Linked DNA regions of Homo sapiens: region 2 is linked to region 1. Evidence: chromatin contacts called from ENCODE Hi-C or POLR2A ChIA-PET data. All regions are on one chromosome and are shown on one strand. Each heading gives the region's core, a stretch centred on a gene start or an enhancer-like site at or near the end of the contact. The rest is flanking DNA. Distances are from core to core; before and after follow the strand shown.

The links. Hi-C counts contacts between places; a loop is a spot of excess contacts on that map. ChIA-PET counts read pairs that join two places held with the same protein, here RNA polymerase II (POLR2A). Pooled maps may share reads with other maps.
Region 2: a loop to region 1 is called in a map of CD8-positive, alpha-beta T cell, with 4 times the contacts of the local background. The contact joins two enhancer-like sites. A Hi-C loop is called at or near these places in 3 of 168 maps with a recorded cell type or tissue (B cell, CD8-positive, alpha-beta T cell and naive thymus-derived CD4-positive, alpha-beta T cell), 2 of 37 single-sample maps with no recorded cell type and 6 of 50 pooled maps. POLR2A ChIA-PET finds 5 or more read pairs at or near these places in 3 of 52 experiments (A549, OCI-LY7 and activated CD8-positive, alpha-beta T cell).

What each region holds. Positions count from the first base shown.
Region 1 is chr5:40,620,208-40,626,035 of GRCh38, forward strand. It overlaps LOC105374737 (a long non-coding RNA gene), which reads left to right. Exons shown (of 3, transcript XR_925942.3): 2 at 3,919-4,061. Among named protein-coding and RNA genes, the nearest start is that of PTGER4, 57 kb to the right of the region's middle. Within about 2 kb of position 3,449, at least 2 of the 41 ENCODE cell types and tissues checked have a DNase peak (open chromatin) inside an H3K27ac peak, as active enhancers do.
Region 2 is chr5:40,575,471-40,581,298 of GRCh38, forward strand. No RefSeq gene overlaps it. Among named protein-coding and RNA genes, the nearest start is that of PTGER4, 100 kb to the right of the region's middle. RefSeq lists an enhancer at 3,097-3,256. Within about 2 kb of position 3,086, at least 4 of the 41 ENCODE cell types and tissues checked have a DNase peak (open chromatin) inside an H3K27ac peak, as active enhancers do.

The DNA of each region.
Region 1 (5,828 bases), core at 2,199-4,698:
GAAAATGAGAAAATCAGGGTTCTGCAGTCTGGTGTGGGTTCTGCAATCTGAACTGGACCCAGAATTTTGAGTCCCGGGAGGCTAGTTATTTCAAACCCTTTCAAACTGAGATTATTTAAATAATTATTCAGCCTTTAATTGAAAGAAAGCCCTCTCCTCAATTCTTCTATCAATAAATCTTGCCCCCAATCTGCACAACCAAACCAAAGACACAAGGATTCTAGGGATAATCAGATCCAATCTCCCTAAAAAGCAGTTCTAGGATGATTTATCTGTAATTTCTCAAACACACCACTCAGTGTGACCTCACTGCACACACATGACTTATCAAAATATTTCTTCCAGTCAAATTTGGTAGTTCTTTCAGGGAAAAGTTCTGGTACATGCAATTTCTTCCATCCCTGTTTCAACAATTTCAGTAATGTTCAGCTTCCTGGCAACCTGCTGTCCTCCAGAGTTGCCTGGCTAACCTATCTCTTAATGTCTTCAATCTAACTCTGGTTGTCATAGGAAAACTGCCCTTGAGCCTGGAATTTTGAGTGCCTGGCCATGTCACACAACTGACCTTTGGCATTTTACTTAGACTCAGTGGGTTCCATTTTCTTCATCTGTAGACAAAATTAGCTCCCTGCCTTTATGTGCTCCAATGCTCTATCTAATGTCATGAGTTCATATTCTTGATGAGTAGTTTTCATATCTTCTCTAAGAAATAAGGGTTATGAGAGGTGAGGTATGAACGTTAAGACCATGCCATAAAAGTTCTGCTACAATCAGTTTTATTTGTTAAATGCATATAAGGTTTCATTAAAATAAAGGATTCTCTAGACAAAATAAATAAAGCATTATAGGCAATTGATTCATTTCAAATATTTGTTATAGCCAGGTATGGTGGCTCACACCTATAATCCCAGCACTTTGGGAGGCCAAGGCAGGAAGATTACTTGAGCCCAGGAGTTCAAGACCAGCCTCAGCAACATATGAAAACCCTGCCTCTACAAAACAACAACAACAAACAAATAAACAAACAAAACAATAGCCAGGGGTGGTGGCACACACCTGTGGTCCCAGCTACTTGGGAGGCTGAGATGGGTGGATTGCCTGAGCCCAGGAGGTTGAGGCTACAGTGAGCTGTGATCATGCCTCCAGCCTGGGCACCATGCCACTGCACTCCAGCCTGGGTGAAAGAGCAAGACCCTGTCTTAAAAAAAAAGTATATATGTGTGTGTATATATATATATATATATATATATATATATATATATATATATATATATACACACACATAATATTTGTTAAGTAAGATCCCAGACACTGTTCTAGGAGCTGGGATTTTCCTTGTGAATGCGACAGAGAACCACCCTGCCTTGGTGGATATTAAAGTGAATATTTATATGAAAGCAATTTTTATAAACTTGAAAGCACTACACAAGGTAATATGTTTACTTACATTAAGTGTATATAATTTTATTTTTAAAAGTCTTATTTTATCATTAAAATGTTTCTATCAGATCTAGTATTGGTACAGTCCATAAGAAGAACATAACTGAAAATATCAATATAATCAGTTGGAAAAGAAAAACCTTTTGTAACAAGAACTGAATTTCTGTAAAATATATCTCACTAAATGAGTTTAACAAAGATATTACAGCATTTCCTTTCAAATAAGGAACTGCTGATCATCTGTGAGATAAAAATCATGAAAACAGAGACTGAATATAACAGAACCTGCCAATATTAATCTGACCCTTAATATCCATCTCTTCCACAACACTGTAAATCCCTTCAGGGAGTTTGTCATGAAGATACATACATCTATCATGCATTTAGTTCTCTCACAGCACCTACAATAAGACTTTCTTATACATTGGCTTAATGAATGAAACATGCCAGGCACTCAACTCTGGGAGCTAATACTCTACTGCCACCACCATGGTAAGTAGATGACACCAGTTTACCCAAACTAGTTCCAGTGTAAGCCTGTTGCAGGATAACTATTAACAGTGCCCCTTTCACTCACAGAAGTGTCATGTTTTGCAAGATAAATCATGCGTTTGCCCTAATTATAGGACTTAGTCATGTTTATCCTACTATTTAATTGCTTTTAAGGCAAAGAATTCAAGAACATTCTAGCTTCGTTTCCTGATTTTATTTTGCTCTGTAAGCTAGAAGAATAAGTGCAGATCCTGATAAATGCATTCCTGTTTCACTCTCATCACAGGACCTGTGGGGACTCTCCTTAGGGAGAGTGTATATCTTTTAGAGACCAAGCTAAACCACAAGCAAACCTTGCCCTACGAAGACAAGGCCACCAAGAAACTTGACTGAAAGGCAAGAAGTCTCAAGATTCCCCCATAAATAAAGATATGACCTGGAGGGAAAACTTTATCTCAATCCTGGTGATCCTAAACATCTATTAGGTGGATAAACCATGCTGCCTGCTACATCCAGGGATTTGGGAGGACAATTGAATCACATCTGTTAATTACTTTGAATTCCAGAGAAATTCCTGACATTGTTAGAAGAATGTTACAAAGGTCAGATGGTAGGATAATTTTTCTCTAGTTATAACTTCAGGGAAATTACCCCAATCTAGAGTTCTACTTCCATCAAATGTGCAAAATAATAACCCAGTAGCACCCCTTTTGACTTTACCCCTCTGCTCTCTCACAACCCTGTGAACATGCATGGTGAGGCAAGAGCTTGGGGCAAATGGTGGCACGCAGCAACTATGTGAGGGAAATGCTGGTAAGAGATGGCCAAGTTTTGAACATAGAGAATGACCTTGAAGATAAAGTAAAAGCAGCCTACATCCTTTGTGCTTATATAAATAAAGTCCAGATCAGGACTGTGAGTCAGGGACTTCTGATTTCTAATCTTCCTTCTACTCTGGGCCTGGTAGTGATATAGGCAATTAAGTGGAAGCCCCAACAATGTACCAGATGTCCTGAAGAGGAGGTCCAGAAAAGGAAACATTGCCTCCCTTCTTCCCAAACTGAGGTTAATTCCTGTCCAAGCCTGAAAGTCCAAAATTAGATTAAAAAAAGAGTTCTGGAGGCATCAAACTGACCCCAGGGAAAGTGTGAAGCTAAATGCCCACTTAGGGTACTCTCAGAGACAGGTTTATGTCACCCTGGACTTATATAAGATAGGACAGATATCCCCAATTTAATTCTGATATAGGTTAACATACCTATCTGCCTTTCTTTCTCCTTCTTTTATAGTTCATACTTCTTAGCTATCCCACTTCCACACCCAACAGTGACAAGTCATTTAACCTCTTCATATTTTAGTTTCCTCATAGGCAAAATCAGTGAGGCAGTTGAGAGAGGGATAGGGACTACATTTAGACAAAAACTACCCTAGAGAAGCCCTGTATTTCTTCATGAAGCAGAGGCACAGCTACCAACTCCCTGCACCTAATCACTCTGCAAAGTGTGAAGAATAAAGTGAAAGCGACCTAAGGCACCCACATCAAAGGCAAGCTAATTCTGTTGCTACAACAAAGGATGGTTATAGTATAATTGGAGCTGTGCAGGGTTCCATAAAACAATTCATTTATGCATAATACTCATTGCAGGTCCTTCCCAGTCTGTTTTCCCTCTGTCTCCAAGTTGGGGCTATAGGAGTCAAAGAGAATTGCCTACTTATAGATCCCAAACAACTTGCCCCCATCTGCCATGCCTATAGAAAGGGAGATCCGGAAGTTGAGAGCCTGGATCTAGCACACTCTCAAACAAGAATCAATTCTATGATCTTGGGGCAGTCTTTTAACTTCCTGGACCAATTTTCTCTCCCAATGCCAATGAAGGGTTTTGTCTCCATTCTCCATTAACTTTAAGATTATTTCTATTCAAACATCTCCAATTGCCTGAGACTTTTTATGTTCTTTTATATCTCCTCCTTTCTGTCTTCTTACAGTTGTGTTTGTGCTCCCATGCTCCTGTATTTATAATCATCTGGCAGAGGCATAATAGATCAGAGGTTAAGAAGCACAGCCTTTGGCATTAGAAAAACCAAGATTCAAGGTTCAATCCTGCTACATAAAAGCTGTGTAACTTCAGGTAAGTTATCTTTCCTTATCTGTAAAATGAGATTAATAATAGTGCCTACCTCACAGGGTTGTAGAGATATTACATGCAGAATGCTTGACACTTATTCATTCAGTTATTCAAGCACCTACTTTGCAACAGGCACAGTGCTGGACCCTGGGAATACAGCAATGAGCAAAACAGATGAGATCTCTGCCTATATGGATGTTACTATCCAATGGGGAGTGAGTTCTTGAACAAGTCATTGCTAAAGTCCAAGAGTGATACATCCTATGAAGGAACCATCTGGAGGGGTGCAGAACAATGTAGCAAGGAAATTAATTTTGGTGGAAACTTGGCAAGAAAATCTTCCTCAAGAAAACTTTAAGTCTGAGTAGAACGGGGGCCAAGGAAAGAGTGGGAACAAGACCCCAAGCAAGGTTGGGGAAGGGCTCATGGGAAACCCTAAAGCTGGAAGGAGTGGCCATGGCCAGAGATGCTGAGTACAAAAGTGGCTAGAGAAGTAGGCAGAGGTTTCATCTTGCAGGCAGAGCAGTCACACAGAGGTTGGTTGTTGTCATTATTACCATCCCCACAAATTTAACATATCTAAAATGAAATCCATCTTTTAACCTAAAGCAATTCCTCCCTCCTACCTTCCCCATCTGTTATCATGGCAATGTTATTTTGATGGTTTTCATATTTTAAAGTCCTCCTTGGTACTTTTATCCCCTTAGCACTTTCATTCATTTATTCCACAAGTTTTAAGTACCTACTTTGCTAAGAGCCTAATTTATTATTTCAACTTTTCCGAGTTTCTTCCTCTCTATGCTCTTGTTTCTATTCCAACAGCTCCTGCCCAAGGCCTTGTTACCTCATGCCTGAGTTATCTTCATTCTATATCAACTCTAAGAACCCCTGACCACAGACTGAACAAAATACTGCTTTATCCATCTTTATTACTGCTCAATAATATTAATAATAATAATAATAATGGCCTCCCATCAATCTTCAGGTGAGATCAGTCTTCAGAGTTCTTCAAGATATTCCCTGCCTCTCCTCAGGCTGCTCTGCATGTAGGATGAAGAACTTCCATTCTCTTCAAACTGACCTCCTTTGTCCTCCAAACACATGAGACTCATTCCACACTCCAAGCCAGTTCTCAATCCATGAGGCCCATTGTAATCACCTAAAAAGTGCCTAAAATACCCATGCTTGTACCCACCTCTGGAGATGCTGGAGAGGACCTCAGTCATCAGAATTTTTTTAAGCATGCTGGGTGACTCAAATGTGCAGTCAAGGTTGAGAACCACTGCTCTATGCATCCTGCCTGCTGTATCCCTGCCTAAGATGCCTATTCTTCTTCCCTCCCCCACCCCTTCTTCTGTGTCCTTGTAGGTTCAACAATTCAGACTGTCCCTGTCTTCTACTGATCATCTGGATTCCAACTTTCTCAAGACCCTTAGAGTATTAGTGGTTTGAATCAGTTGTTTTAGCAATAAAAAAGCTTTACACTAAGTGGGCATCCTAGAACTCAGGACCTCTAGTATATGATGAAATAAAAAGATTAGTGTGAGCCAGTCTTGGAAATTTATGATTATTTATAAGATTTTATCTCTAGAAAAGTAAGTCCTCCCTTATTGAAGAATCTAACAACCATCAGGAGAATGCACTCAGATTTCTAATGTGGCACACCAAGCACACAACCCTGCCTGTCTTTACTGCCCTTGCCACTCTACAGGAGTAAGAAATATCATGTCGCTAATATCTCACATGCTGGCAAAGACAGAACAAATTTTT
Region 2 (5,828 bases), core at 1,836-4,335, 45 kb before region 1:
TCCATAAGTTTACCCCTGGTCACAGCTGAGCAATGTAGGATGTACACTAAACCAAACTCATCAATTTGAGGACCTCTGGACATGAAGCAGCATGAATTGAGGCCATTTCCCTTTGGCTGCTGTAACTGTTAAATGTAAGATTCATGAACTGTCAGCAGCCATTTCCCGCCTTTGAACTGGAGAAGCAGAGGCAGCAATCTGCAAATCAGCAAGAGCCAGCATCCTCAGGAGCATAGAGGAGAACAGAATCTGGAGAAAGAGGGCTGTGACAACATCTAAGGCTCTGTTCCTGAAGCAAGGCAATGTTCCTTGGGTTCTACCAGTGACTCAAAAATTCCTCTTTTTCCTTAAGGTGGGGAGATTACAAAGTATCGTGCAACTAAAAAGACCAATGAATACAAGGTTTTAACATATGGGTTAAGAGACCTAGACCATAAATCTCTCTAGGGACGAACTTATAATTGGAGATAGTCGTATTCCAGGGCAGACCTTCCTATGCCCAAGCCATGGTGCCTGCAGCTGCCTACTCTGCCCCTTTTTAAGTAAAGTGATCACATGTCATAGTTCAGCCCAGGAAGTCCCAGTGTATGCACTTGGTCCCAGCATACTGCACAGTTAGCTCCCTTTATTGTTGAAACTATCCTGATTTGAGCAATAAAGTATATGTCACCTTACTCACAAGGCTAGATCTGCCACTGTCAGCTTCCACTTCAACTTCTGCTGCTGTTTCACTCTTTGTCACCATATACAGTATTTGGCAGAGCACCTATAAATGAATCCCAATTTCAGGAAGCGTGGACCATATGAGAAAGCTAGAAAACCCATGAAATTATAAAATAATACTACCAGATAGGAAACAATAACAATAATAATAAACAAGGTAACATACGTAAAGCACATTGAACAGTTTGGGGAACACTGTAAGCTCTCAATAATTAATAGTTATTATTATCATTATATTGCATAATAGGATTATCTCATCCCTTCTGTGGCTATGGATGAGACTGTTCCTTAAAAGTTAAAAGGTATACAGTAAAATAAAAATTATAATTTATCACTTTAACATTTAATAAATAGAAAATATTCCCTTAAGCCAGCAATCTGAAACAATTATTAGGAATCCTTCCTGAAAAGTGATTTATCTAATAATTATGATAGAATTTTCCATCTTTTCAATTCTGATGCTTTTTTAAGGAAAGGCAAAAATGTATTATGGACAAAATGAAAAACAGAAATAAGTTTTACCTTAAATATTTAGGAAGTTTTTCCTTTTGATTTAATGATGATAAAGGGGTGGTAAACAAAAGTACACAGACTTAACCTTGCAAAATTTCTCTCTTAACCCAGTCAAAAGGAAGACTGTTTTTTAAAATTTTAAACAGCCAAAATTACCCAAAAGGAAGACAGGAAAGTACAGAAGACACAGGAGTATCATTACATCATGATGGATGATAAGGAATAAAATGCTGTTGGCTTGCAAAGTGATAAAAAAATAACTATTTTACCTATGATATTGAGTTATATTTCATCAGATTCCTTCCCTTTCTCCCAAGTACTCCCTTGTCACACCATTAAGATCCTGAGTCATTTCAAAACATGGCAGGAGGTGTGGGGTGATATTAATAATAAATAAAAACACCCAGGATCTCTACTCCAATTTTCTCCACAAGAACACCAAGTAATCTCTATTATTTCATGACATCTTTTGCAAGAGGATACAGATGGGCATTATTACTCCTATTATATGGTTAGAGAACCTATGCAAGAAAACTGGACAAATAATTCTATATCATATTAGCTGAACTAGAATTATAACCCTTGTCTTTCTTGTATCTCTTAGTGAAGAGAAAAGAAGAGACGATTGGGAAAATATCAATTTTATAACCAATTTAAATAACAGTTTAACTGTTATCTAATACTAATTTAAATAACAATTTAAACTGTTCGTGTATGTGTTATAAAAGATTACTGGGAATTCCTTTAATACACATAATAAAACATGGTACATCCCAATTTCCATTTTGTAAATGTAATTTATGCATACAGGTACAATTTATAAGCATATAATTTTATGCATATAATTTATGCATAAAATGGAATGATACTATACATATTGTTTTATAGCCTATTCTTTTGGGGCAACACCATATTGTAAACAACTGTCATACTTCTACATGAACATTTGCAATGGCTGCAATGTGATCCACTCATAGATGTATCCTAATCTATTTATTTTTGGAAAAGTTTTTTCAAAGCCAGCGTGAATACTCTTCTTTGAAAAACACAGAAAGAAACTCCTCACAAAAAATATAGATTGATTCCTTTAAAAAATAATTACTGAGTACCTTTAGTATAGCAGACATTCTGGGGAAATCTCCATGAAAAGACACTCAAGTACCAAAAATTTAGGGAGAAGGGTAAGCAAACAAGCCAGCAATTACAACAGTATGTGGTCAGTCACCCTCGTAAACTAAGGTAACATTTTTTCTAAAAGTTAATATGGGTAAATATGTCAGAAGTTCTAAGACTGTAAATATCTCTTGCGCAGACAAATCCCCTGCTTAAAATTTATTATTAGGATGTAATGGGACAAGGTACAAAGATGGTGGTACAAGACATTTATTGTAGTTTGTTAAATAAAGCAAGAGAGAGGGAGCAAAGTAAATATCCATGAAAAGGGAATGGTTTAAATAAATTAGAAGGCATCGAAAGTGAATAGACCAAGGCCTTGAAAATGGTGATGCAGATGAGGGAACAATATTTGGGATACATTATTAAGATTTTTTTTAAAACAGGCTACATCAACATGTGTGTATGTGCATGCATTGGACGGATAAAATCCAAAATACTAGTAGTGGTTTTCTCTGGGTTATAAGGTTATTGGAGCCTTTTTTTTTTAATGTTCATAGAATTTTCTGATTTATATATAATGAACACAGAACGTTTATTCAAAGTCAAAATTAACATTGAACATTTTTAATAGAATGTGTTACATGAGAGCATACATACAGGGTTCTCTAGGATCCCTTAACAGCCTGAAGCTAAGAGGGAGCGTGGGGATGGCTTCTCAAATTAGTGACACTTATTTAAACTGAATCATCAAGGAAACATAGCAGTTAGCCAGTGATATACAAGGAAATGAGCACACCAGGATGAAGAAACAGCCTACGCAAAGCCGTGGAGGCCTGCACAGCACAGCCCCATCCAAGCAGTGTGAGTAGTTCACATGCTACAGAGAGCAAACTAATATCAGAACTAAAAGTGTCTGTGAGATTTTTAGTATATTCCATTTTTACCTACGCTTGAGTCATTTCTGACAAATAACAAAGGCAAAAGCCAGATGGTCACATGCTAAGGAATGAATGGGAGGTGAGAAAGTGTTGAAAGTAAACACAGGGAGGGGAACATCACACACAGAGGCCTGTCAGGGGGTGGGGGGCAAGGAGAGGGAGAGCATTAGGACAAATACCTAATGCACGCAGGGCTTAAAATCTAGATGGCAGGTTAATGGGTGCAGCAAACCACCATGGCACATATATACCTATGTAACACACCTGCACATTCTTCACACGTATCCCAGAACTTAAAGTAAAATAAAAAATAAATAAAGTAAGCAGGAATTCAAGAAGTGCCGATAAATAGTGAAAAGGGAGAGGGGTAACTAGAGTTGTGAGAAGGTTTTACTTTGAAGTGGGGAGAACTGAAAGATGCTAATAGGGGAAAGAACCAATATAGGGGGAGAGGTTGATTTAAAAGAAGGAGGAGGAGGAAGAGGAGGAGGAGGAGAAGAAAGGAATGGACAGACGTGATGATAGCTTAATGTTTCTATTTTGGGGCAGAAGGGGAGATCCAGAGAGGAGTGAAAGTGTAAGCAATTAGGCCAGGCAACATTGCAGGAAGTCATCTCTTGCTTCAAAAAACTACAAAAAGCCAATTCATAGAAAGAATCGTAACTTCAGTTTCCTAAAAGATAGGACCAGCAAGTAGCTATGACCAGAACAACCTAGAAAGTACTTAGTATAGTCAGCAAAATGTGGTAGAAACAGAACAGCACATTACTATCTCACCCCTGCATAACAACAAAAAATATTCTGTGACTTTTTATAACAACTCCTAAGGAAAAACATTATTGAAAAAAGTATAGAAGACAGAAACTAAAATGCTCAAGCAAATGGGAAGCACGTTCCAGCAGCAAAGAAAAATCAGATTTGGAATTTTCATGAAGAAATAACAAAACCTATTAAAAGACATGATTTAAGTTAGTGGCTTCTAGTCTTTCTAAGAAAATCTTTTTTAACATCAAAAATATTTGAGAACACAGGTGGTGGTAACTAAGCATTTAGTAATTATTGATTGAGAAAATACAATAGGATAAGAAGCATTCATAAGTTAGATAATTCTTTTTAATTAATTTTCATTTTATTAATCTCAGCATCTACATATTTTTGTATGTGTGTATTTATGAATATAAGTCATTATATTTTATTCCACCAAAGAAAATGTTTGGATACGCATATGAAATTGCAATTCCTTTGAAACCACTACCAACCACCATCCCATATCTGCCCAAACTACATTTGAGAACCACTATTCTAATTTATAAAACCCTGAATAGGATGAATATAAATCTCATCACTTAATACCCAAAAACTATAATTAAAACATGAAGCTCAAAAAAGGCATATTTAGAATATAGTTGTCTTTGGAAAGATTTGCAAATGTTACACAACTGAAACAGCATAAGATAAAAAATAGACATTGTTTTCGAAATGTTTACATAAGCCACTTTATGATATTTCTATAATGAATTTTAAAGTAAAAAGTAAAATTGCTTTGTCAGAGGCCATAGCCTTTGTGGTGACATCAGGGAGTAAGACAGTATTGTGCCATGATACTTGTTGGTGCTGCTGACCCAAATATATGATAAGGATTGTTGTAAATTCTCACATTTGTATCCTGACCAGGCATAGTGCAGAGGCACACATACCCTCAACATAATCCAGAATAAAGAGAAAATGAATGAGTCAATAAAAGCAGAGACAGAAACTGAAAGATAAAAATAGCTTTAAGACTAAATAATTTCACCATCCTGAAAATAACTTAAAAGTATAGAAAGAAAACTTAAAGGATCCTTTGACTTGCTTACATATTCTGAATATTAGCCCCTTATGAGATAGATATGTGTTTTGCAAATATTTTCCCCCAATCCATGGGTTGTCTCTTCATTTTGTTAGTTGTTTCTTTGCTGTGCAGAAGCTTTTTAGTTTGATGTAATCTCATTTGTCTGTTTTTGCTTTTGTTGCCTGTGTTTTTTGGAGTCCTATCTGATAAATCATTGTCCAGATCAATATCATGGAGTTTTGCCCCTTATGTTTTCTTTTAGTAGCTTTACAGTTTCAGGTCTTATGTTCAAGTTTTATCAGTTTTGAGTTGATTTTTGTATCTGGTGTAAGATAAGGGTCCAACTTTATTCTTGTGTATGTGGATATCCAGCTTTCTCAGTGCCGTTTATTGAGCAGACTGTTCTTTCCCAATTGTGTGTTCCTGGCACCTTTATTGAAAATCAACTGATCTTAAATATTTGCATTATTTCTTGGTTTTCTATCCTTTTCCATTGGTTCATCCTGTTCCATTGTCTGTTTTTATGCCAGTACCGTGCTGCCTTGATTACAATAGCTTTATCTTTTGAAATAAGAGAGTGTTATGCCTCTAGCTTTGTTCTTTTTGCTCAAGATTGCTTTATAATTTAGGGTATTTCCTAGTTTTATGTTAATTTTAGGATTTAGTTTTTTATTTCTGTTTATAATGATAGAATTTTCATGGAAACT